7 separate regions of the Homo sapiens genome follow, and regions 2, 3, 4, 5, 6 and 7 are each linked to region 1. The links are chromatin contacts, found by Hi-C or POLR2A ChIA-PET in ENCODE. All regions are on one chromosome and are shown on one strand. Each heading gives the region's core, a stretch centred on a gene start or an enhancer-like site at or near the end of the contact. The rest is flanking DNA. Distances are from core to core; before and after follow the strand shown. Region 1 holds the start of HMGCR (3-hydroxy-3-methylglutaryl-CoA reductase). Region 2 holds the start of FOXD1 (forkhead box D1). Region 3 holds the start of AGGF1 (angiogenic factor with G-patch and FHA domains 1). Region 4 overlaps F2R (coagulation factor II thrombin receptor). Region 5 overlaps IQGAP2 (IQ motif containing GTPase activating protein 2). Region 6 overlaps IQGAP2 (IQ motif containing GTPase activating protein 2). Region 7 holds the start of IQGAP2 (IQ motif containing GTPase activating protein 2).

What was found. Hi-C counts contacts between places; a loop is a spot of excess contacts on that map. ChIA-PET counts read pairs that join two places held with the same protein, here RNA polymerase II (POLR2A). Pooled maps may share reads with other maps.
Region 2: a pooled map shows a loop between it and region 1 (8-fold over the local background). The contact joins the promoter of FOXD1 here to the promoter of HMGCR in region 1. A Hi-C loop is called at or near these places in 4 of 50 pooled maps. POLR2A ChIA-PET finds 5 or more read pairs at or near these places in 2 of 52 experiments (Caco-2 and activated B cell).
Region 3: a map of CD4-positive, alpha-beta T cell shows a loop between it and region 1 (26-fold over the local background). The contact joins the promoter of AGGF1 here to the promoter of HMGCR in region 1. A Hi-C loop is called at or near these places in 4 of 168 maps with a recorded cell type or tissue (CD4-positive, alpha-beta T cell, CD8-positive, alpha-beta T cell and transverse colon), 1 of 37 single-sample maps with no recorded cell type and 12 of 50 pooled maps. POLR2A ChIA-PET finds 5 or more read pairs at or near these places in 2 of 52 experiments (CD4-positive, alpha-beta memory T cell and HepG2).
Region 4: a map of natural killer cell shows a loop between it and region 1 (5-fold over the local background). The contact joins the enhancer-like site here to the promoter of HMGCR in region 1. A Hi-C loop is called at or near these places in 1 of 168 maps with a recorded cell type or tissue (natural killer cell) and 5 of 50 pooled maps. POLR2A ChIA-PET finds 5 or more read pairs at or near these places in 1 of 52 experiments (activated CD4-positive, alpha-beta T cell).
Region 5: a pooled map shows a loop between it and region 1 (4-fold over the local background). The contact joins the enhancer-like site here to the promoter of HMGCR in region 1. A Hi-C loop is called at or near these places in 2 of 50 pooled maps. POLR2A ChIA-PET finds 5 or more read pairs at or near these places in 2 of 52 experiments (Caco-2 and OCI-LY7).
Region 6: a loop to region 1 is called in a pooled map, with 2.7 times the contacts of the local background. The contact joins the enhancer-like site here to the promoter of HMGCR in region 1. A Hi-C loop is called at or near these places in 1 of 168 maps with a recorded cell type or tissue (naive thymus-derived CD4-positive, alpha-beta T cell), 2 of 37 single-sample maps with no recorded cell type and 12 of 50 pooled maps.
Region 7: a loop to region 1 is called in a map of B cell, with 16 times the contacts of the local background. The contact joins the promoter of IQGAP2 here to the promoter of HMGCR in region 1. A Hi-C loop is called at or near these places in 2 of 168 maps with a recorded cell type or tissue (B cell and naive thymus-derived CD4-positive, alpha-beta T cell), 4 of 37 single-sample maps with no recorded cell type and 14 of 50 pooled maps. POLR2A ChIA-PET finds 5 or more read pairs at or near these places in 2 of 52 experiments (WTC11 and activated CD4-positive, alpha-beta T cell).

What each region holds. Positions count from the first base shown.
Region 1 is chr5:75,335,771-75,338,754 of GRCh38, forward strand. HMGCR (3-hydroxy-3-methylglutaryl-CoA reductase) reads left to right here and starts at 1,450. Exons shown (of 20, transcript NM_000859.3): 1 at 1,450-1,530. RefSeq lists enhancers at 1,361-1,921, 1,922-2,480 and a silencer at 1,562-1,681.
Region 2 is chr5:73,447,218-73,450,201 of GRCh38, forward strand. FOXD1 (forkhead box D1) reads right to left here and starts at 1,560. Exons shown (of 1, transcript NM_004472.3): 1 at 1-1,560. The coding sequence starts at 1,145.
Region 3 is chr5:77,028,873-77,031,856 of GRCh38, forward strand. AGGF1 (angiogenic factor with G-patch and FHA domains 1) reads left to right here and starts at 1,532. Exons shown (of 14, transcript NM_018046.5): 1 at 1,532-2,104. The coding sequence starts at 1,895. RefSeq lists enhancers at 1,190-1,769, 1,409-1,758, 1,770-2,349.
Region 4 is chr5:76,731,525-76,734,508 of GRCh38, forward strand. F2R (coagulation factor II thrombin receptor) reads left to right here. Exons shown (of 2, transcript NM_001992.5): 2 at 790-2,984. The coding sequence ends at 1,979. Among named protein-coding and RNA genes, the nearest start is that of F2R, 17 kb to the left of the region's middle. RefSeq lists a silencer at 1,783-1,832. Within about 2 kb of position 1,612, at least 4 of the 41 ENCODE cell types and tissues checked have a DNase peak (open chromatin) inside an H3K27ac peak, as active enhancers do; they include natural killer cell, where a contact is called at or near this core.
Region 5 is chr5:76,580,946-76,583,929 of GRCh38, forward strand. The region is part of intron 5 of IQGAP2 (IQ motif containing GTPase activating protein 2); the gene reads left to right. Among named protein-coding and RNA genes, the nearest start is that of F2RL2, 41 kb to the right of the region's middle. RefSeq lists an enhancer at 1,282-1,371. Within about 2 kb of position 1,471, at least 4 of the 41 ENCODE cell types and tissues checked have a DNase peak (open chromatin) inside an H3K27ac peak, as active enhancers do; they include OCI-LY7, where a contact is called at or near this core.
Region 6 is chr5:76,555,384-76,558,367 of GRCh38, forward strand. All of the region lies in intron 2 of IQGAP2 (IQ motif containing GTPase activating protein 2), which reads left to right. Among named protein-coding and RNA genes, the nearest start is that of F2RL2, 67 kb to the right of the region's middle. RefSeq lists a silencer at 1,396-1,890 and an enhancer at 1,419-1,538. Within about 2 kb of position 1,573, at least 4 of the 41 ENCODE cell types and tissues checked have a DNase peak (open chromatin) inside an H3K27ac peak, as active enhancers do.
Region 7 is chr5:76,401,813-76,404,796 of GRCh38, forward strand. It overlaps IQGAP2 (IQ motif containing GTPase activating protein 2), which reads left to right and starts at 1,473. Exons shown (of 36, transcript NM_006633.5): 1 at 1,473-1,779. The coding sequence starts at 1,734. RefSeq lists silencers at 1,155-1,504, 1,675-1,784 and an enhancer at 1,438-1,938.

The DNA of each region.
Region 1 (2,984 bases), core at 200-2,699:
GCATTAGATCTGGGTTCAAATTCCAGTTTTGCTCATTATCTATGTGATCTACAGCAAGTTGCTTGACAAACTTTAATTTTTACTTTTTTGTAAAATGGGAATAATACCTATTATATAAGGATTATAAGAATCTATAATCATTTATTAAAACTAAGGAGTGTTTAGTGTTTTCTTCGTAATGTGTTTCAAAATATGGGCTTTAAAAATTGAGTGAAATACAATTCCTGTCCTTAATAAATTTCCACATACGATAGTAAGACAAATAAAAAAATACTACGGAAATTTTATGGGTTTTCAAGGTCGGGAGTGATGATGTGTTTGAGGGAATTAGGAAAGGAGGTGGCATATGAAAAAGTCCTTAAGGGATATTTAGGATCTCAGCAGTTAAAATGGGTAGGCATATCCAAGGTAAACAAAGAGAACATAAGCAGGGAGGTAAAAAGGTACTGAGTGTGACTGAAGAAGGGCCAGTTACTCCTGGCTGAACTGTAAGGTTCGCACAGGAAAGTAGAGATACGTCAGAAATGTGTGGTGGGGCCATATTAGTGGTGACAGGTTCTTTCTTTAATCCAGTAGACAATGAGAAACGCTGATTTGGGTCTATGGCATAATAGGAAGTAGTATGCCACATACTGCATGTGGGAGTTCTGCAGGACAGATTGGGAAGTGCATGCGTGTAAGACTGGGAAGACCAGTTAGGAGAGGCTATTGCACTGTTTTAAGTAAGACATAATAAAGCCCTGCACCAGGCGGAGAGCAGAAGGAACGCACAGAAGACGCAGGAGAGGCACATTTCAGAGAGAATCCAGTATGCAATGGATGTCGCACACAAGAGAGAGAGACGCAGGTGACCGGAGCCATTTACACTAATGGGTAAATCTCGGGAAAGCGCTGGTTTCGGCTACCGGCCAGTTACAGGTTTGAGGTGCCCGTCGCCGCCACCTTCCCTTTTTTTATATTCCTCTTTTTCTCATGGCCGCCTCCGCTTCCCTCCATCTCTCCCGCGCTAGTAACTGAGCTTTCAGTCATCGACCTGACCCTGCGTTTTCCCTCACGCTCCGATTCTGCTTCCTATCACTGCCTCCTACTGTACTATCACAGCCAGGACGAGCACGGGTCAGGCACTGAGGCTGTGGGACACTCCACCCGCCTGGTCCCCTATCGCCTCCGCCTAGGCAGCTGCCATGCGTGCGCCCCCACAGCTCTAGGACCAATAGGCAGGCCCTAGTGCTGGGACTCGAACGGCTATTGGTTGGCCGAGCCGTGGTGAGAGATGGTGCGGTGCCTGTTCTTGGCCCTGCAGAGAGCTGTGGGCGGTTGTTAAGGCGACCGTTCGTGACGTAGCGCCGTCAGGCCGAGCAGCCCCCAGGCGATTGGCTAGACAATCGAACGATCCTCTCTTATTGGTCGAAGGCTCGTCCAGCTCCGAGCGTGCGTAAGGTGAGGGCTCCTTCCGCTCCGCGACTGCGTTAACTGGAGCCAGGCTGAGCGTCGGCGCCGGGGTTCGGTGGCCTCTAGTGAGATCTGGAGGTGAGGCGGGCGGTGACCGAGAAGAGGGGCAGGGGCGGCGGGGAGCGGGGCGGAGATGGGTGGGAGCGGGGTTTGGGCTGTGTTGGTGGCAATTCTGGAGCTTCCCTCGGCCCTGGGAAGTGGCTACCGGCAGCTCCTGCGGACCTGGAGGGGGCTGCGGTTGCGCTTTGTCGGTGTGGCAGCTCGGACCCGCGGGGACTGCAAGGAATGTCCTTGAGGCCCGGCAGGCCGAGCGGCGGCCGGCATCAGTGCCGGAGTAACCCGGGGTCCCGGGGTGGGCTTGAGAGGCGGGCGGCGGTCTGGCCTCTTCGTGACTGCGGTCATCATCGGTGGACCCGCGGGGCGTAGCTGCGTTCATCGTCCCTGTTCAGTCAGAGTAGGCAGTGCTGGCTGCACGGTCACGAAAATCGGGGCGGAAAGGGTGTCAGGCAGGGTGACCTCGGAGGCCCCTGGATTCGAGAAATGCTAGGGGTCTATGGGGCTGTCGGGCCGGCAGCTCGCAGGGCAGACGGGAGAAGCGCCTGCATCCCGGGATCCGGGCATTCACGCCCAGGAACTGCTGTTCGTTAGCACCTTTCTTTTAGGTGACGGGAAAGATCTCTGTAAATACTGCTGACTAACTTAGAACCATGAAAGAACCGTGGATTGGTGTAGATGTGTCTGGTTATTTACAGGAGAACGGCTTGAGAGGATGCGGAGCCCAACGTGGGGATTCGCACAATGACTCAAAAGATTCTTCTCCCTCTTTTTTTTTTTTTTTTTTTGGTAAGGGGTGTAGTCTCCTTGGTGCTGATATTCTTTTAGGAAAAATGTACCTTGGAGATACAAATATAGAACAGTTAATTTCTGCAGTAGGAGGAGGTCGATGTACTCCATTCTTAAGTAGTCGTTTGAAATATTTCAGGATTTGAGGATATTCCTTCTTAGACATGGTCCTGCAGAGTCGTAGGAAGCATTTGTTTCTGGGCTATACTAAATGTGCATGATTTCGGCGTCCCACAAGGTAGAGAATGTACTTTTTGTTTACTTATGAATTTATTTTCCTCTCCATGCAGTGAAAGGCATTTTGCAATTTAGAGATAATCTAGCAAAGACCTGGACAGTACTTTGGGGATAGGCTGGATTTTGCAGGCCTGCTTTGTTGTAGTGTTCTTCCAGAACTTATGATAAACTTGGTGGCCAAAACAAATGGGAATTAGTAACATGAAGGTTAAACAAAATTGCACATAGGTTACAGCATTAACATGAAAATTGTCGGGTATGTGGGATAACCATTTCAAGATAAGAGTGTGAGTATGCGTGCATGCACACACTCTTTGTATTCCTTTATGGTCTAGTTTCTAGACTATAGATAGCCACATTATGGAATTACATGGTCTACTTAGGTTGACCCATGTGAAATTGCCAGTATTTAAAATTCAACTAACCTACAAAAATAGCAGTTTCATATGATT
Region 2 (2,984 bases), core at 310-2,809, 1.9 Mb before region 1:
GCGGCGGCGGCGGCAGCGGCGGCCGGGCCCAAGCTGCCCCCGATGATGCTCTCGATGGAGAAGGGCGAGCGCGCCAGCGCTGAGGCGCCCGGGCCGCCCGCCTTGGCCGCGGAGGCCGGCAGGGGGCCGGGTAGGGCGGCGCCGAGCGGGTGCGGCCGGTAGCCGAAGGCGGTCCGGGCCAGCTCGGCGGCCGCGCCGTGCGGTGGCGGGGGCGGCGGGGGCGAGTGCGGGTGGAAGGCGGCGGCGGCGGCGGCGGCCGCTGCGGCGGCGAAGAGGGCCGAGGGCGGCGCGTAAGGCGGCAGCTGCAGGCCGTAGCCGCAGCCGTAGGGGCCGTAGCCGTAGGCATGCGGGGGCGGCGGGGGCGCGGGCGGGAAGAGCGCGGCGGCGGCTGCCGGGTCGCCCGCGCCCCCTGCGGCTCCCGCGCCGCGCAGCAGCAGAGACTCGGCGGCCGCGGCGTTGGGTGGGAGCAGCGGCTGCCGCTTGAAGCGCTTCCTCCGGCGCAGGAAGCTGCCGTTGTCGAACATGTCGGCGGACTCCGGGTCCAGCGTCCAGTAGTTGCCCTTGCCCGGGTTGCCGGGCTCGCGGGGGATCTTGACGAAGCAGTCGTTGAGCGAGAGGTTGTGGCGGATGCTGTTCTGCCAGGCGGGGAACTTCTCCCGGTAGTAGGGGAAGCGGCCGCTGATGAACTCACAGATCTCGCTCAGCGTCAGCCGCTTCTTGGGGCTCTGCAGGATGGCCATAGTGATGAGCGCGATATACGAGTAGGGCGGCTTCACCAGCGGGTTCTTGGCGCCGCTACCCGCGCTCCCGCCGCCGCCCGCGCCGCCGCCGCCGCCGCCCCCACCGGCTCCTGCCCCCGCCGCCGGGGCCGGGCCCGGGGGCGCCGGGGAGCCCCCAGCAGGCGGGGCCAGCAGGATGTCATCGTCGTCCTCCTCCTCCTCCAGATCCTCCAGCTCGTCCTCCCCGGCGTACGAGCGCCGCCGCCGCCGCCGCTGCGCGGGGACAGCCAGCCGGGGCCCGCCACCGCCGCCCTCGTCGTCGTCCTCCTCTTCCTCGTCTTCTTCGTCCTCGCCCTCCCCCACCACGTCGATGTCTGTTTCCTCGGCGAGGCCAGAGGCATCGGACATCTCAGTGCTCAGGGTCATAGCTGTGGCGCGGCGGCGGCGGGGCGGCGCATGGGGGCGCCGGGCTCCGGGCTCCCTCTGCGCCCCAGCCCGGGTCCCGGGCGGCAGGCCCGGCCGGGGGGCGCCACGCTGGGGGCGCTGCGACTGCGGCTGCCGGAGCTGCGCCGGGGCTGCCGGGTGGCGGCGGAGTCTCGCGCGCCGACTTTATAACTCCTGCGCCGCCGCGGTAGCCGCGCGGATGCTGCGCTCCCTGGGCTCCGCTCGCGCCCGGCCCGGGCGGAGGACTTGACCTTCTCCTCTCGGAGCAGCTTTTGCCCCGTCAGCTGAGGAGGGGGTGGCGGGGCCCGGGCGGGCGAATCAGAACGCCAGGCGCCCAGGAACGTGCGGGACGGGTGAGAGTCTAAGAACAGAGCTCGGCGAGGCCAGGGCTGAGTCCAGGAGAGGGCGGACCTTCCTCGGCTTATAGCAGAAGGGGGCCTGTCACATGGTGTGCACGTCAGAGCGCTGCCGAGGGAAGGAAAGCAAGCCTAGGAAATCAGCCCTTCTCGGGAGAGAAAATTCACCCGTAGGAGGGAGGCAGCAGCTGAGAAGAGTGGGGAGGAGAGGGGACCTCACTATTTCTTGCCAAAGAGGCTGATGCCCGAATTACGCGGCTGTCTGCACCGAGGGCCGCTGCACGAGTTAGACTTCCCAGCCTCCTCAATTAGTCCTCCACCCTAACCTCAGAAGCACACCCGCGACACTCTGGTTTGACCCCTCGACAGCCTGTAGGAGCCTTCCAGCCGGGGGATAACCACCCCATCCTCTGAGGTGGCCCCTGGGGGACGCTCTGGGGTCGGTTGGGGGTGTCCAGCCCCTCCAGATCGGGCGAGCGGCCCCCCATTGGATCTGATGCGAAGCCCCCCAATTTAAGCACGATAATAATTGTTTATTGACCCTTTAACCCATTCTCTTCGGTTTTACTCCAAAGACGTTTGTTTTCCGCCATCTGTTAATAAAAACGCTGTGAGACTGGCGTTTTACTCACTTCTCTGCGATTGAATGCCCTAGAGACTTGACAGTTAAACTAAGCCACTCTAATGAGACGATCTGACAAATGTCATGGGAATAAAGAACGTAATAATTGAATTCGGAGAAGAAATTGAAATTTTTAGTGAAAACCCAAATACACGCACAAAAATTGCACCTAGAAACTACTAAAAAGTTCGACCAGCCTGGCCAACATGGTGAAACCCCGTCTCTACTAAAAATAGAAAAAAATTAGTAGGCGGCGCCTGTAATCCCAGCTACTCGGGAGGCCGAGGCAGGAGAATCGCTTGGACCCGGGATGCGGAGGTTGCAGTGAGCCGAGATCGTGCCACTGCACTCCAGCCTGGGCAACAAGAGCGAAACTCCGCCTCAAAAAAAAAAAAAAAAAACAGAAGTTCGTTCATAATGGGGCTATATAGTTCTCAGTAGGAGGAACATTCTAGTCAGCACTTTGCATAGTAATCTCAAAATACTTAAATTACATAACATATACATATTTCTACTGAGGCTTATTAATAGAAACTATAATGATAGATGACTTTAAGATAAACTTTTTAAAAATGTGTTTTTGGAAAATCCTTAAATATTGTTAATCCTTTCTGGTGAGATGAAAATTTTTTTTATGAGATTAAAGTTCCGCTCAATTCAGTTTTCTTTTCGGGTGACAAGATAGTGGAAATAATTAAGATATGATGCTCTTTTAAATATACCTATCTTTATCACCAACTCAAACGAGCTATTTTGGCTAGTGGAAAAATCCTAATAGTTTGTTGAATTCACATTCACTTATTTGTGCATTTCCTAAAATGCTTCTATTTCAAAGAGGGGAGC
Region 3 (2,984 bases), core at 282-2,781, 1.7 Mb after region 1:
ATCTAATTCTAAATGACTTTGGCAAAGGAAGGAAGTGTGTTCCAAAGAAGGCCACATCAGTTTAAATATTGGCAAACCAATGCCAGGGTCATGCAGACAAAAGACCAAATAAATGCACCAAACCAGAGCATTTTTCTCCCCTTTTCCACAGAATATTGTCTCTCTCTTATTTTCCCACCAGGGATGCTCCTTTTTGCGACTCAGACCTAATGTACTTGCTCTATTTTCCCGGGGGGTCTAAACTCAGGAACCAGAAGAATGACTAAATGAGAAATAAAAGTAAAATTCTGAGCCCCTGAACTGACTGAATAGACCCATTGTTCACTACATAGAAAGCCAGTCATTGAGACAAGGAGTATTGCCAGGGAAGAAGGTTCTATTTGGGTGCTGCAGCCAAGGAGAATAGGAAATCAGTCTCAAATCCATCTCCTCAACCAACTAAAATTAGAGGTTTATATGGCAAGGGAGAAATGTGACTACATGTGAGAAAACAGGAATTAGTGAGCGGTAAGGATGAGGACTTGTTCAACAGGCAGCAGGTGGCTGGTTAGGCAATCATGATGGGTGAGGGGTATGGTGCCTCATTGTCCAGATGCAGTGATCTGGTAAGTTTCAATTCCTTGATACTATCTGGGAGGCCTCATGGTTGGTTTCCCAAGAAAGGAACTCAGATAAGAAAGATGTAACTTTCTGAAGTTTTAAGACTGGGAGGGTAAATTTCCAGGTTTATTCAAAAGAAACCATAAACATCAGTTCTATAGGACAGTTGGGCTGATTTCACACCAACCAGCATTCCTTCCTGATAAGAGACCACCAACCACAGAGAAGTTCTGGCCAATCTACCAGGGACTCACAGCGAGGGTTTTCATGTCCTCTGCTTTGCCATTTGACATCAGAGGGCTGAAAACTTCACACTGGGATCATGCTAACACCACCATTTTTTGAATATGGGTCCCATAGAGAGGCAGGAAGCTTAATTGTGCATGTGCATATTTCTCCTTTCATAAATATTCATGAATCCTCCTACAGCTCATTGAATATATTTGGCCACCCTGCTCAGCATAAATTTCTGTTCCCTTTGTCCTTCCTTCCAAGTGTCTGTTCTCAGCTTCTGACCAGAGGCTATGCTTCCAAGCCTGTCAGAAAGGCCACCCTGCAGGCTGTAACCCTTCATGAGAAATAAAGCCCTTTTCTAAATTTATTAACCTCCTCATTCTTCAGTTGACATAAGTAGAGCATCATAGTCCCCACAAATCATTTCTGGGATACTCTGTTCTTATTTGTAAAACAAGGAGATAGGAAATGCATGCTATACTAAAAGTTTGTTCAAAGAACATCCGCACGTGCAAATGTCTGAGACCAGAGGCTGCAAGCCTCCCTGTCGCTCTTAGGGCTTCGGTAGCCACATTGCCACAGCTCTCCACGCCCTCAGGTAACGCCCCTCCGCAGGCCGAGACGTCGGCACGTACACTGTCAGGTCTTCCCGCTTTCCGTCGCTTCCTGTTCCGTCTTGGTCCCGCCTGCCGCTGGCGCCGTTGTTTCCGGCTCAACTGGGGAGCTGCTGGAGCTCTTCTGGCCTCTGGTTTTCCGACTGCTTATCCGACGCTCCTCCCTCTGTCTCTGTAGCTGGAGAAGGTAGTTTCCAGGAAAGTTTTCCGGTTTGCAGGCCGCGCACATCGGGCAGGGGCCATCCTCGGTCCCCTTGCTCGTTGCTCGCAGCCCCGTTCGGCTACAAGTGAGTTTCAGGGCGTCATGGCCAGGGGCCACCGCGGCCAGCCGGGTGTGAGGCTGCCTTTCGCTGCCCGCGCGCTCCAGTGGTCTCTGGGTCCGCCGGCGTCCGTTTCGGCCTGAACGCAGCCCCTCCGCGGCGACGAGCAGTCTCGCGCCGGAGCTCATGGCCTCGGAGGCGCCGTCCCCGCCGCGGTCGCCGCCGCCGCCCACCTCCCCCGAGCCTGAGCTGGCCCAGCTAAGGCGGAAGGTGGAGAAGTTGGAACGTGAACTGCGGAGCTGCAAGCGGCAGGTGCGGGAGATCGAGAAGCTGCTGCATCACACAGAACGGCTGTACCAGAACGCAGAAAGCAACAACCAGGAGCTCCGCACGCAGGTGCGCGGTCCTCCTCAGCCCCGCGCCCCATCCAGCCCAGGCGAGGCCTTCGAAGCCCGTGATAGCCTCGGAAGGGGTCCCTGGCAGGGGCTCAGAACTACTGTAGAGTACTTAAAGTAAATAAGTAGAAGCTCAGCGCAGTTACAATTCCAAGTACCTTAGGAGCAAACCTGAGTTCAGGTTACTTGATTTAAATCAATGTCTCGCGGCTGGCGTGAATTGAACTTAAGTACTGTGGCTACATTGTCTTCATTCTCACTTGACCTAACATCCCATTGGCAGTAGGCGCATTTACTGTAGATCACATTTGAGTTTATTAAAATGCTGGACTTGAGTCAGAATCCCATCTCTGCTATTCACTGGGTGTGTGAACTTATATACCGAGTCTCAGTTCCCCATTAAATGAGAATGATAGCTCACAGTAGTAAAGGTGAAGTAAAACAAACAATTTTACAAACTTTTGAATGCTATACCTGTTTAAGGTTGCTCTTCTGGGCGTTTATCATCTTCGGCTTTCTTGTGTAAGTAGGGACGATATATAACTGCTTTTGTTGGAGACGTTAAGCAGCTTATTTCGTTTCCAAGATGGTAGGGGCAAATGTTAATACTTAAACTGTCACATTAAAAACAACCTTGGCTGGACGCGGTAGCTCACGCCTGTAATCCCAGCACTTTGGGAGGCCGAGGCGGGCAGATCACCAGGTCAGGAGTTCGAGAGCAGTCTGGCCAGCATGGTGAAATACAAAATTTAGCCGGGCGTCTCTACTAAATACAAAAATTAGCCGGGCGTGGCGGCGGGCACCTGGAATCGCAGCTAGTCGGGAGGCTGAGGCAGGAGAATTGCTTGAACCTAGGTGGTGGAGGTTGCAGTGAGCCGAGA
Region 4 (2,984 bases), core at 362-2,861, 1.4 Mb after region 1:
ATTTCTATTTATTTTTATTTTTTGAGACGGAGTCTCACTCTGTCGCCCAGGTTGGAGTGCAGTGGTGTGATCTTGGCTCACTGCAACCTCTGCTGCCCAGGTTCAAGCGATTCTTCTGCCTCAGGCTCCCAAGTAGCTGGGATTACAGGTGCATGCCACCGCACCTGGCTAATTTTTGTGTTTTTAGTAGAGATGGGGTTTCACCATCTTGGCCAGGCTAGTCTTGAACTCCTGACCTTGTGATCCACCCACCTCGGACTCCCAAAGTGCTGGGATTACAGACGTGACCCACTGTGCCCAGCCTAAATCCCCTCAACTTTCTATGTGGATTTTTCCATTGAAAAGGGACAGGTTTCATGGGATGACTGCAGACTAAATGGAGAAAGTGTGCACATGAAGGTATGCGGAGGAAAGAGAAGTCATGGAAGCTGGGAGTGATTTGTTTATATAGACAGTGGCTAGCGTGGAAATCAATGATTGATCCCTTTATGTCAAGTACTCAGCCTTTCCTAATGTCTTCAGGGTAGATCTCTGAAAACCTATCATTCACCTTTGTCCCTTTGAGGGGCAGAGTTTAGGAAGTATTGCTTATATCAAGACAAATGTTTCACAGTATTTTGAGTTGGCTTATTCTCTAATAAAGTCTATTTGTGCATTATCTGCTCTTTACCACCCACTCTCCTAGTAAGAAAACATAAACAAAAGTAAAATATGCTCTCTGCTTGTCGCTTTTGCCTTGTTGATGCGTTCACTTTTTACATTTAAAATTTTTTTAATTTTATTTTTCAGAATCAAAAGCAACAAATGCCACCTTAGATCCCCGGTCATTTCTTCTCAGGAACCCCAATGATAAATATGAACCATTTTGGGAGGATGAGGAGAAAAATGAAAGTGGGTTAACTGAATACAGATTAGTCTCCATCAATAAAAGCAGTCCTCTTCAAAAACAACTTCCTGCATTCATCTCAGAAGATGCCTCCGGATATTTGACCAGCTCCTGGCTGACACTCTTTGTCCCATCTGTGTACACCGGAGTGTTTGTAGTCAGCCTCCCACTAAACATCATGGCCATCGTTGTGTTCATCCTGAAAATGAAGGTCAAGAAGCCGGCGGTGGTGTACATGCTGCACCTGGCCACGGCAGATGTGCTGTTTGTGTCTGTGCTCCCCTTTAAGATCAGCTATTACTTTTCCGGCAGTGATTGGCAGTTTGGGTCTGAATTGTGTCGCTTCGTCACTGCAGCATTTTACTGTAACATGTACGCCTCTATCTTGCTCATGACAGTCATAAGCATTGACCGGTTTCTGGCTGTGGTGTATCCCATGCAGTCCCTCTCCTGGCGTACTCTGGGAAGGGCTTCCTTCACTTGTCTGGCCATCTGGGCTTTGGCCATCGCAGGGGTAGTGCCTCTGCTCCTCAAGGAGCAAACCATCCAGGTGCCCGGGCTCAACATCACTACCTGTCATGATGTGCTCAATGAAACCCTGCTCGAAGGCTACTATGCCTACTACTTCTCAGCCTTCTCTGCTGTCTTCTTTTTTGTGCCGCTGATCATTTCCACGGTCTGTTATGTGTCTATCATTCGATGTCTTAGCTCTTCCGCAGTTGCCAACCGCAGCAAGAAGTCCCGGGCTTTGTTCCTGTCAGCTGCTGTTTTCTGCATCTTCATCATTTGCTTCGGACCCACAAACGTCCTCCTGATTGCGCATTACTCATTCCTTTCTCACACTTCCACCACAGAGGCTGCCTACTTTGCCTACCTCCTCTGTGTCTGTGTCAGCAGCATAAGCTGCTGCATCGACCCCCTAATTTACTATTACGCTTCCTCTGAGTGCCAGAGGTACGTCTACAGTATCTTATGCTGCAAAGAAAGTTCCGATCCCAGCAGTTATAACAGCAGTGGGCAGTTGATGGCAAGTAAAATGGATACCTGCTCTAGTAACCTGAATAACAGCATATACAAAAAGCTGTTAACTTAGGAAAAGGGACTGCTGGGAGGTTAAAAAGAAAAGTTTATAAAAGTGAATAACCTGAGGATTCTATTAGTCCCCACCCAAACTTTATTGATTCACCTCCTAAAACAACAGATGTACGACTTGCATACCTGCTTTTTATGGGAGCTGTCAAGCATGTATTTTTGTCAATTACCAGAAAGATAACAGGACGAGATGACGGTGTTATTCCAAGGGAATATTGCCAATGCTACAGTAATAAATGAATGTCACTTCTGGATATAGCTAGGTGACATATACATACTTACATGTGTGTATATGTAGATGTATGCACACACATATATTATTTGCAGTGCAGTATAGAATAGGCACTTTAAAACACTCTTTCCCCGCACCCCAGCAATTATGAAAATAATCTCTGATTCCCTGATTTAATATGCAAAGTCTAGGTTGGTAGAGTTTAGCCCTGAACATTTCATGGTGTTCATCAACAGTGAGAGACTCCATAGTTTGGGCTTGTACCACTTTTGCAAATAAGTGTATTTTGAAATTGTTTGACGGCAAGGTTTAAGTTATTAAGAGGTAAGACTTAGTACTATCTGTGCGTAGAAGTTCTAGTGTTTTCAATTTTAAACATATCCAAGTTTGAATTCCTAAAATTATGGAAACAGATGAAAAGCCTCTGTTTTGATATGGGTAGTATTTTTTACATTTTACACACTGTACACATAAGCCAAAACTGAGCATAAGTCCTCTAGTGAATGTAGGCTGGCTTTCAGAGTAGGCTATTCCTGAGAGCTGCATGTGTCCGCCCCCGATGGAGGACTCCAGGCAGCAGACACATGCCAGGGCCATGTCAGACACAGATTGGCCAGAAACCTTCCTGCTGAGCCTCACAGCAGTGAGACTGGGGCCACTACATTTGCTCCATCCTCCTGGGATTGGCTGTGAACTGATCATGTTTATGAGAAACTGGCAAAGCAGAATGTGATATCCTAGGAGGTAATGACCATGAAAGACTTCTCTACCCAT
Region 5 (2,984 bases), core at 221-2,720, 1.2 Mb after region 1:
GAGATTCTTCTACATGGGCAGCCACAAACGGAAGCTATGTCTGCCTCTCCTCTGTGATAGGATTACTCTTCCCGCTGCTGATACTGTAGCTGTGTCGCAGCAGCCATGTTTTCAGGTGCAATGGTGATGCCATGGCTCTGGCAGACCCACTTCTGGTTCACCAGCCGTCCAGGTACTCTGGGAGCTTTGTGGAGTAGAGTTTGTCTAGCCAGCTCCCACACAGCCAGGTGGCTGTCTTGCTTACCAGGTGGCCTTTGAACCTGCTCCTCAGGCATTAATGCATAACTTTCCTTGTCTTAACACTCTGTTCCCTTAGAACCTTTTCCTTCCCTAAGAAACTGATTGAACCCTTATATCAGATTGATTATATCTCTAACAGTGAACATATTTGCATTTATAAATAAGATTTCCAAAGACAGTTTCTTAGCTCAAAGGACAGGCTCTAATCCTAGGTTCTCAGAAGGGATATCTGGAGATGGCAGTATTTGGAAGTAAGGTGAGGGAGGCAGTTGCACCTGCTTATTTCTTTCAAGTCCTTCCTTGCTCAGAATTCTCTCTGTGCTCTGAACCATTCCTTTCCCTTTCCTCCTCTTTCTGTCCTAAATTAGTATGGTGGTTATGCCTTTCTGTCTTCCTAAATTCTGAGCTCTTAAGAGACTATGAACCACATCTTGTTACTTCATACAGCTTACGTGCTATTGATTCCAAGTTAAAGTCTCTGGAGTTTGTATATTTAACTCTTCAGGAGGTTTAATTGAACTAATTTCTCTATGATAAGGCTACCTCAGGATTCCTTTGGTTTGGGGCTGAAAATTAGGTATAGAACCCTGGATTTTGATATGATATTGGCAGTGATATATGTGACTAAGATGGAAAAATTTGGTTCAGTAAATAAAACTATTTCAAACATGGAGTCTGTGGTGAAATAGAGATTCTTGGCATTGGAAAAAGTAAGAAAACCACTTTGATAGGTTATCAATAAGTGTTTGTATACAAAGGACACATTTATTTAACAAAGAATAGTAAGAACAAAGGTTAACACAAATGGAGCTTTTAACTATGTGCCTGGCACTGCACAAAATACTGTACTGGTATAATCTCATTTTATCTTCATAACATATCTGTGCAGTGGTCACTATTATTACTCCCATTTTATCACCAAGGCAGTTGAGGCACAGAGAGGCTGCCGAAGGTCACACAGTTAGTAAAAACCAGGATATGTGAGAACTGAACCTGTGCTATTATGAATTCAGCCAGCCAATGGCTTCAAAAGAAGTCAATTATTTCCCTACTTCTAAGAAAATTAAAAGAACACTGGTATCAGACTTGAACTTCAGCACAGGCCTCTCAGCTATTATATTTAACATGTTTTAAATGAAGAATCATGGAACTTGAGAAGGGGAAGGGCCTTGGGAAGTTATTGTAGTCTAAGTCATTCATTTCACAGATAAGGGAACTGAAAGCTTGGGTTACGTGACTTGCTCTTAGTCACACACTGAGGTTTTACCAGTTTTGGGACCAGGATTCAGCGCTTCTGGATTCTAGTCCTGTGGTCTTTCTGCTCTACCATGAGGCTTTGATATACAAACATTCATTCCACATGTTATAGTACAAAATGAGCTACACATAATGTGATCCAAGAAAGCTGAAATAAATTTAGCTCCTGCCTTTTAAGTTTGCATTTCATTACGATAGTACCTTTTAGTGTATATCCTGAAAGTATAGAAAAAACTAATACCACTAGTTTTATCTTGAAAGTGGTAGAAAAAACTAATGCCATGTGATATTGGCAGTAATGTATGTGACTAAGATGGAAAAATTTGGTTCAGTAGATAACAACTACTACTACTACTACTACTATATACTACTTTCATGATATACACTAAATGGTATTTTTTAAAACTTTCTTTATTGCTTCCTGGACTTTAAGTGATATTATTTGTACAAGTAGGAGCACATGGGTCAATGAGTCGGTAGCTACCTCTGGGCAACCCCTCCGTTGCTGGCCTCACTCAGCTGCACAGGTGTGCTGTAGCTTTTGGTGTGGTAGGAGGCTTGCTACCTCACAAAAAGTGCTCTCTTAGACATGAGAAGCAAAGGTGACATTAATTCCATGACTTCCTTTGGAATGCTCTCAGCCCTTTGACTTGGCTGTTAGGTACCAAACGGTGCTTAATAAATTAACTGTTGAAGAGCTACATGAGATTGGCACTTTTTCTATTCGATGGGCTTTTTTGTTTTTTAGATTAAGACTTGATTTCCTATATACTTCAGGTAATAAGCAGCCTCATTTGAATTTAAATGCTTGGGAAGGAAGTTTGCTATTGCTGTTTCTTTTCAGCATGGGAATACTGGGTAAACACAGTTTCCTGATAAACATTTGCCCGTTTGAGTAATCAGCTGGGAAGCACCTCCCACACAGAGATTAGGTGTAAAACGCCCATACCATGAAAAGTGATCTTTCCAAAGCTAACAGTTTAAACCTCAACATCAATGATTTAAAAAAAAAGAAAAAAAGTTGAAAATTGAGGCCAAACAGAAACTATACAATATTTTTTTTAATTTTTTAGTAAATGAGATTTTTTGATATATGCAAATGAGATCTTTACCTGATCAATATTAGCTTAAGAAAATATCAGACTTAAATTTAAAAGCAAAGATTCTTCCATGTTCAGAAAGCTAACTTCTCAGCACCACCTTGTGGTAACTTTTACTTAAGCCAGGATGTTTGTTTATTGTAAGATTTATATTAATATTACATTGTACAATGGAGAAATTAAAAATGTAATTGGAAATAGCTATCTAACTTCTTTATCATCAAAGGGGAAAATTAACAGTTTAGTATAAACATTTTACTTCATGTTATCATCAAACCTATATTTTGTGGTAGCCTAAGTACCTTAATTTAGGGATAGCATGGTAGAGAAAATTTTTTTTTTTTTTGAGACACAGAGTCTTGCTCTGTTGCCCAGGATGGAGTGCAG
Region 6 (2,984 bases), core at 323-2,822, 1.2 Mb after region 1:
ATGGACTAACACTGAATACTCAGAGTATTAAGCGACCTGTTCCAGTGCATATAGCTGGTGATCACAGAGCCAGACTTCCTGAACATCAGGCCAACTGTCTCTCCATTGTGATTGTTACAGGAAGTTTGACCCCAACATACCATACAAGTCACACTTAAAATTTGTATTGGTGTGGCCAGGTACCACTCACTTGTTCATGTAACAGATCAGCAAGCCCCTGAAACCGAGGCTGGCAATAGCAGTTTAATTCCTGCTCCTGTAAGGTTCAGTAGTGTAGGCTGGGGGTGAGGAGACACAACAGCTGCTGCTGCTTTTCTTTTTTTTAACCAACAAGAATGACCTTGAAAACATGGGGTTCTTTACCACACAATTATTCAGGGACCCTGTCTGATGGAAGTTCTTCTACCTTCTCCAGCCAGCAGATGGGGAGGAGAGAGAGGAGGTTTATCCATGGGAGGTTTTCCTGAGCCACACTTAGGGGTGGTGCACCTCTCACACTCATTTCCCCACACCTTCTGTGGTTACAACCCAGTCACTTGGCACCTTACAGATGCTGTGGGGCTACGAATGCAGACTCTGGTATTGAAGGAGCTACATTGTCTGGGGTATATACCCTGGGGTTTGTTGTCGCCTGCCAGGAAAATTTAGGACACATACACAAGGAGTTTAGGAGCAGAAGGTTAATAGGTAGAAGAGAAGAGAGAGAAACAGCTTCCTCTGTAAAGGAGGGGGTCTCCCAGCAGAAAGGACCTGCTGGTGGTGAATGCCTCGAGTGTTATAGTAGGGTTTCAAGAGGCAGTGTCTGATTTACCTAGAGCTCATAGATTGGTTCAATCAGGTATGACATTTACATAGTGCGGGGAAGGCTGGTTTCCCCACCCTAATCTTCTTATGCAAATGGGCTGTCCAGTTAGGGCCATCTTGTCTGCTCCTTTACAGTACAGGTGGCTGGCAGAGAAGGGAAGATGGAGCCGCCATCTTGAACATGTCTACTCCTTAGTTCCCGCTGGCATTCACCTGTGCAAGCTCCCAGCTTGCTGGCTGCTCTTTGATAGAAAATGATTTGGGGCTGCTTTTCATTAAAAAGAAGAACCTTACCAAGGACTCCCATACCCTTGCTATCTGCCTGCGTGATTTCTTCTTAACTCCTATATCCCTATCTGGGCTTGAAGTTTTCTCCTTATACTTAAAAAATCAATCCAAAGGCTAGTCAGCCCGCATGATGACTGGGCACAAGTTTAGAAGTTTCATATCATGGCTCCTGCTTCATTGTGAGGGATTTTAATACCTTTAGAGCAATGTTAAGTACCCAGTCTGACTGGTTATTCTGTCAGCAGAGTCTGTCACCTGTCCTAGAAGAATAGTCTTGTTTGTTGCTCCTAGACTGGCTGATGATTGATAGGAGTTTCCAAGTTGTATCTTATTGGAAGGACCTTTGAGAGCTCTAGGCCTGTGGGCCTTCCTGAGGAGGTGACTGCATTTGAATAGGCTCTAAGTTTCCTATATCTTGCCTCTGCCCTGCTACAGCACTACAAGGGGAAACCTGGACCATTTACCCTGCCTGTTGCAAGGTAGGTGACAAAGAGGAAGTTCTGAGAGAACAAATGAAGCCCCAGGAATCTACTCAACCCTGACAGTGAATATACTATCTTCTGACCTCATACTGAAACAGTGACAACATCTATGTCTCCAAGCCGTGGAACTCTACCGCTACTCTGGAAGCAGCCCTGCAGTGTTTTGTTATCACTTTTGTTTTACACTAGGCTAGAGGATTCAGTTTGGTGAGTTGTGAGAAATTAAAAGTTGGAATTAGAGGAGCAGAGGCTGGCCCCTGTCAGCTTATTGAGCTGGGTAGCCTTAGCCTTTTCTGAGCTTTGGAAAACCTCAGATATCATGTCAGAAAATCAACAGAATCTGAGAAAAACACCGGAAAATCATCAGCAAATGGTGATTCTGATAGCATCTCTTCCTTATGGGGTCATCATGAGAAGATTCCATGATAATCCCCATAAAGTATCAAGTCCAGATTTTGGCAAAAGATCATGCTCAATAAACACTAGTTGTCATTGATAATAATAGCATCATCTTTTGACTTTCAAGGCAGAGAAAAAGAGGTATCTCCATTGATGCCTAATGTTAAAAAAAGTAACATTTTGTAAATCTTTGGCAATATCTTAAAATATTTTATGATGTAACTGTGATGCTTGGAAAACTTTCTTTTTAGCAGTCAGAATCTTTCATAACCATATGTTAAGTACTTGCTTTGTGTAAACAGGTTGCCAGGCACAAAGGGATTATAAAGAGAAAGAAGAAATGGCCTTTGCCTTTGAGCAGTTCATAATGTCATAAGAATTAGCCATGGCTATATTTTAAATAGGTTGTAGCTAACCTAAGTTTTTGCTATCAGTGTTTTATTTATTTATTTATTTTTAATTTTTTTTGAGACAGAGTCTCACTCTGTCGCCCAGGCTGGAGTGGAGTGGTGCGATCTTGGCTCACTGCAACCTCCGCCTCTCAGATTCAAGCGATTCTCCTGCCTCAGCCTCCTGAGTAGCTGGGACTGCAGGTGCCCATTACGATGCCTGGCTAATTTTTGTCTTTAGTAGAGATGGGGTTTCACCATGTTGGCCAGGGTGGTCTTCAACTCCTGACCTCAAGTGATCCGCCTGCCTGCGCCTCCCAAAGCGTTGGGATTACAGGCATGAGCCACCATGCCCGGCCTGGTATCAGTGTTTTAAACCTACTGCACATATATCCTAATATAGACAAAAATGTGATTACCTCTTTTTAAAAACAAGCCCAACTCTAAAATATCATACTTCGGGGAGCTTTTATTTTTGCCTCCTGCCCCTTGCTCCCAATTGTCAACTTATCTCCCCCTACTCTTGCTACCAATTGTCAGTTTACCCCCAGCCCCTACCCCTCACACATATACCCCAATTTCCAGGTTGTTATAAAGCATTCATATATTTTTGTGTAAAAAA
Region 7 (2,984 bases), core at 223-2,722, 1.1 Mb after region 1:
CTCACAGAGCCACCCTAAGCACGCTCTGCAGTGTCAGCATCACCTGGCAGTATGCTAGAAATTAGAAATGCAAATTCATGAGCACCAGCCCAGACCCATTGAGTCGGAAATTCTGAGGGTGGGGCCCAAGAATGTGAGTTTCAACAAGTTTGAGAAGGACTGCGTCTCCTATATGAAATGGAAAACAGCTGCTCATCCTCTGTATCCTTGCATAATAAAAAATGATTAGTGTCACTATGCCACCATTTCCTCAGCGAAATAATTTCCATCCCCCCACCGCCTCCGAGGGTCTTGCACTCTCACCCAGGCTGGAGTGCACTGGTGCAATCACAACCCACAGCAGCCTTGTCCTCTCGGGCTCAAGCAATCCTCCCACCTCAGCTTCCTGAGTAGCTTGGGACTGCAGGCGCAACCACCACGCCCGGCTAATACGGCTAATATTATTTTTTCATTTTTTGGAGAGACGGGGTCTCGCTATGTTGCCCAGGCTGGTCTGGAACTCTTGGGCTCAAGGGATCCTTGTGCCTCGGCTTCACAAAGTGCTGGGATTACAGGCGTGAGCCGCCGCGCCCGGCTCTAAATAATTTCTTATCGCCCTCCCTCAGTTTGTTTTTCCTGTTATCGGGTCACCCACACATTCCACAATTGTCAAATAGGTGAGGGCACAGGTACGGAAGCGTCCCGCATTCCCTCCAGATTTTATCACGCTGAGACACAAAGAGAAAAATAGCTCCTGGCGACCGCATGAAAACCCCGATTTCAAAACAGCCACATGCAGTTTAATTTCCTTAAAAGCTTAGCCGGAAAAGGTTTCTGTGGCTTGCGACCCCAGCTGGGCTTGAGAGAAGGCTCTGCACACTGGGGCGGGGGCGGGCACAAGGTGATCGGAGGGAGGGGGATGACTCGCAGTTGTGTTTTGAGTGGTTGCCTTGGGTTATCTTGTTCCTCCAGCACACACACACTCAGTTTCTTGTCATAAGGGGAACCCTGTTATTTTGTAGACAAAAAGTGACAGAAGCAACTTTCGAAGCAAAAAAAAAAAAAAAACAAAAAAAAACAAAACCAAAAAGACGAAGAAGAAGAACAAAAGTCAACGTGAAATCTCCCCAGAGGAAAAGGAACCGCGCTGTTTGTCCCTCAGTAACTGAGCAACACCCCGGACACGAAGGGCTCCCTGTGACTTCTGCGGTTTTTCTTGCACTTCTCCGCGTTGGTTCACTTCCACCCTCGAAACTCTCCAGAAGCGAGAAATAAGGCGGGGTGGCCGCCACCCCCAGGCCACCAGCTGTGCGGGGGCCCCAGCTGCAGGGGGTCCCGGCCCAGCGTCCCTCTCGGCCCCTTCCCTCTCCCCCGGGGGAGAAGGGGCGGGTCCACGCGGCCTGGGCGCTGCGCCCGACACGCGGTAGGGGTCGCTGCGTCTCGGCGCGCGCTCCCACCGCGGTGAATAACGGGGCCTGGCTGGAGGAGAAAGGAAACCTGCTGCGGGAGGCGGCGGCGACCGGCCAGGGAGCGAGGGAGGAGAGTTCACTTTTACTTCAGTGTCAGCGCGCGGCGGCCGTGGCTGGCTCTGGCGAGAGAGCACCGAGGGAGTGGGTCGCAGATCTTCGGGCGGCTAGGGGAAATCGGCGAGAGGCGGGATCCGAGCGCGCCGGCGGGGCGCAGAGCCCGCGAGCCTGGCCAGCGAGGGTAGCCGCGGGGGGCGCGCCCCGGGCGGGCCCCCGGAGACGCGCAGGATGCCACACGAAGAGCTGCCGTCGCTGCAGAGACCCCGCTATGGCTGTAAGTGCGCCGGGCGCGCGGGGTTCCTGCTGGCCTTGGGGAGCTCCCTCCCCGAGGACGGCGTTGGAGAAGCCGAGGGAGCCGGTTGCGCGGCGCAGAGGAAATTGGAAGGCAGCAACTGCGCGGCTGGCAAAGTTGGGAGCTGGAGTTGCAAAGGGCAGTGAATCGCGTCCCCCCGCTCCTCCCGCCCCCCAATTCCTAATATCCAGCTGGCAACCCAGACCCTCCACTCCGCATACCCAAACGGGGTGCGCGGGCAGTGCGGGGATTGCGCTCTGGGACAGACCAGGTTGGGATTTTAGGGGTATCAGGTGAGGAGTCCGCGGAGCTCCGGGTCGCCGCCGGCTTGGGCCAGGGGGTGGCGTAAGGCACCGGATTCTTCCAACCCAGAAGGGGAGGAAAGTTTGTTTGCTGTGGCTACAGGTGGGCACCGCAAGTAGGGCGCCGGCGCACTCTGCTAGTGCAAAGCCGGCTTGACTGGAAGGGCGGGAGTCTCCTCCTGTCCCGCGCCCTCGAACTTCACCTGACCCGCTAGAGCCATTGGCCTCACAGGTGTAAGTCCCTCCCCTCTGAAACCCCCCAACCCCTTTCCCCCCCGCTCCCCTCGCGCGGGAGGATTGCTGTGTGGAGAGGACGCGGCACTAGGCTCCGGGGAATCCGGCGGGAGCCCGCGTGACTTGAACGAGATGGTGTCGATTACCCAGCCAGGGGCTGCCCTCGGAAATAGGTTGCTTTGGCCGATCGTGAGTGGATGGAGCCAGATTAACACCAACCACGTGGCTTCATGTGCAGAGTTCAGAGTCCTAAACATGTGCCAGGAAGCATTTCCTTTAAAACAAACAGAAAGTTGGCCTGCTGTCTCTCCAAGGTGGCCCTGTCAGTGAACCCAAGGCCGAAGACCACAGGTTAATCTTTGCCCAGGCTGGCCTTGGTGGCAGAGGTACCAGGTTTGGGTTAAGGTGGTGATACCTTCAGCAGGGTGTTTTGTTTGTGTGTGTGTGTGGTTTTGGATGGTGCGTAAGGCCACTGACTTGCTTAACTGAAAAAGGGCTCCTCAACTTGTGTAGGTTCTTTCCCCTCCTCCCCGCTGGCGTGTCAAAGATGGGAGGTTATCTTTCCTGTGTTACCCTTGCAGTGAGGGGGAGGCCTGAGGACTACAGCCTCTGTACTCTAATGCATTCAGCAGTTGACTGAGACCCAGCTTT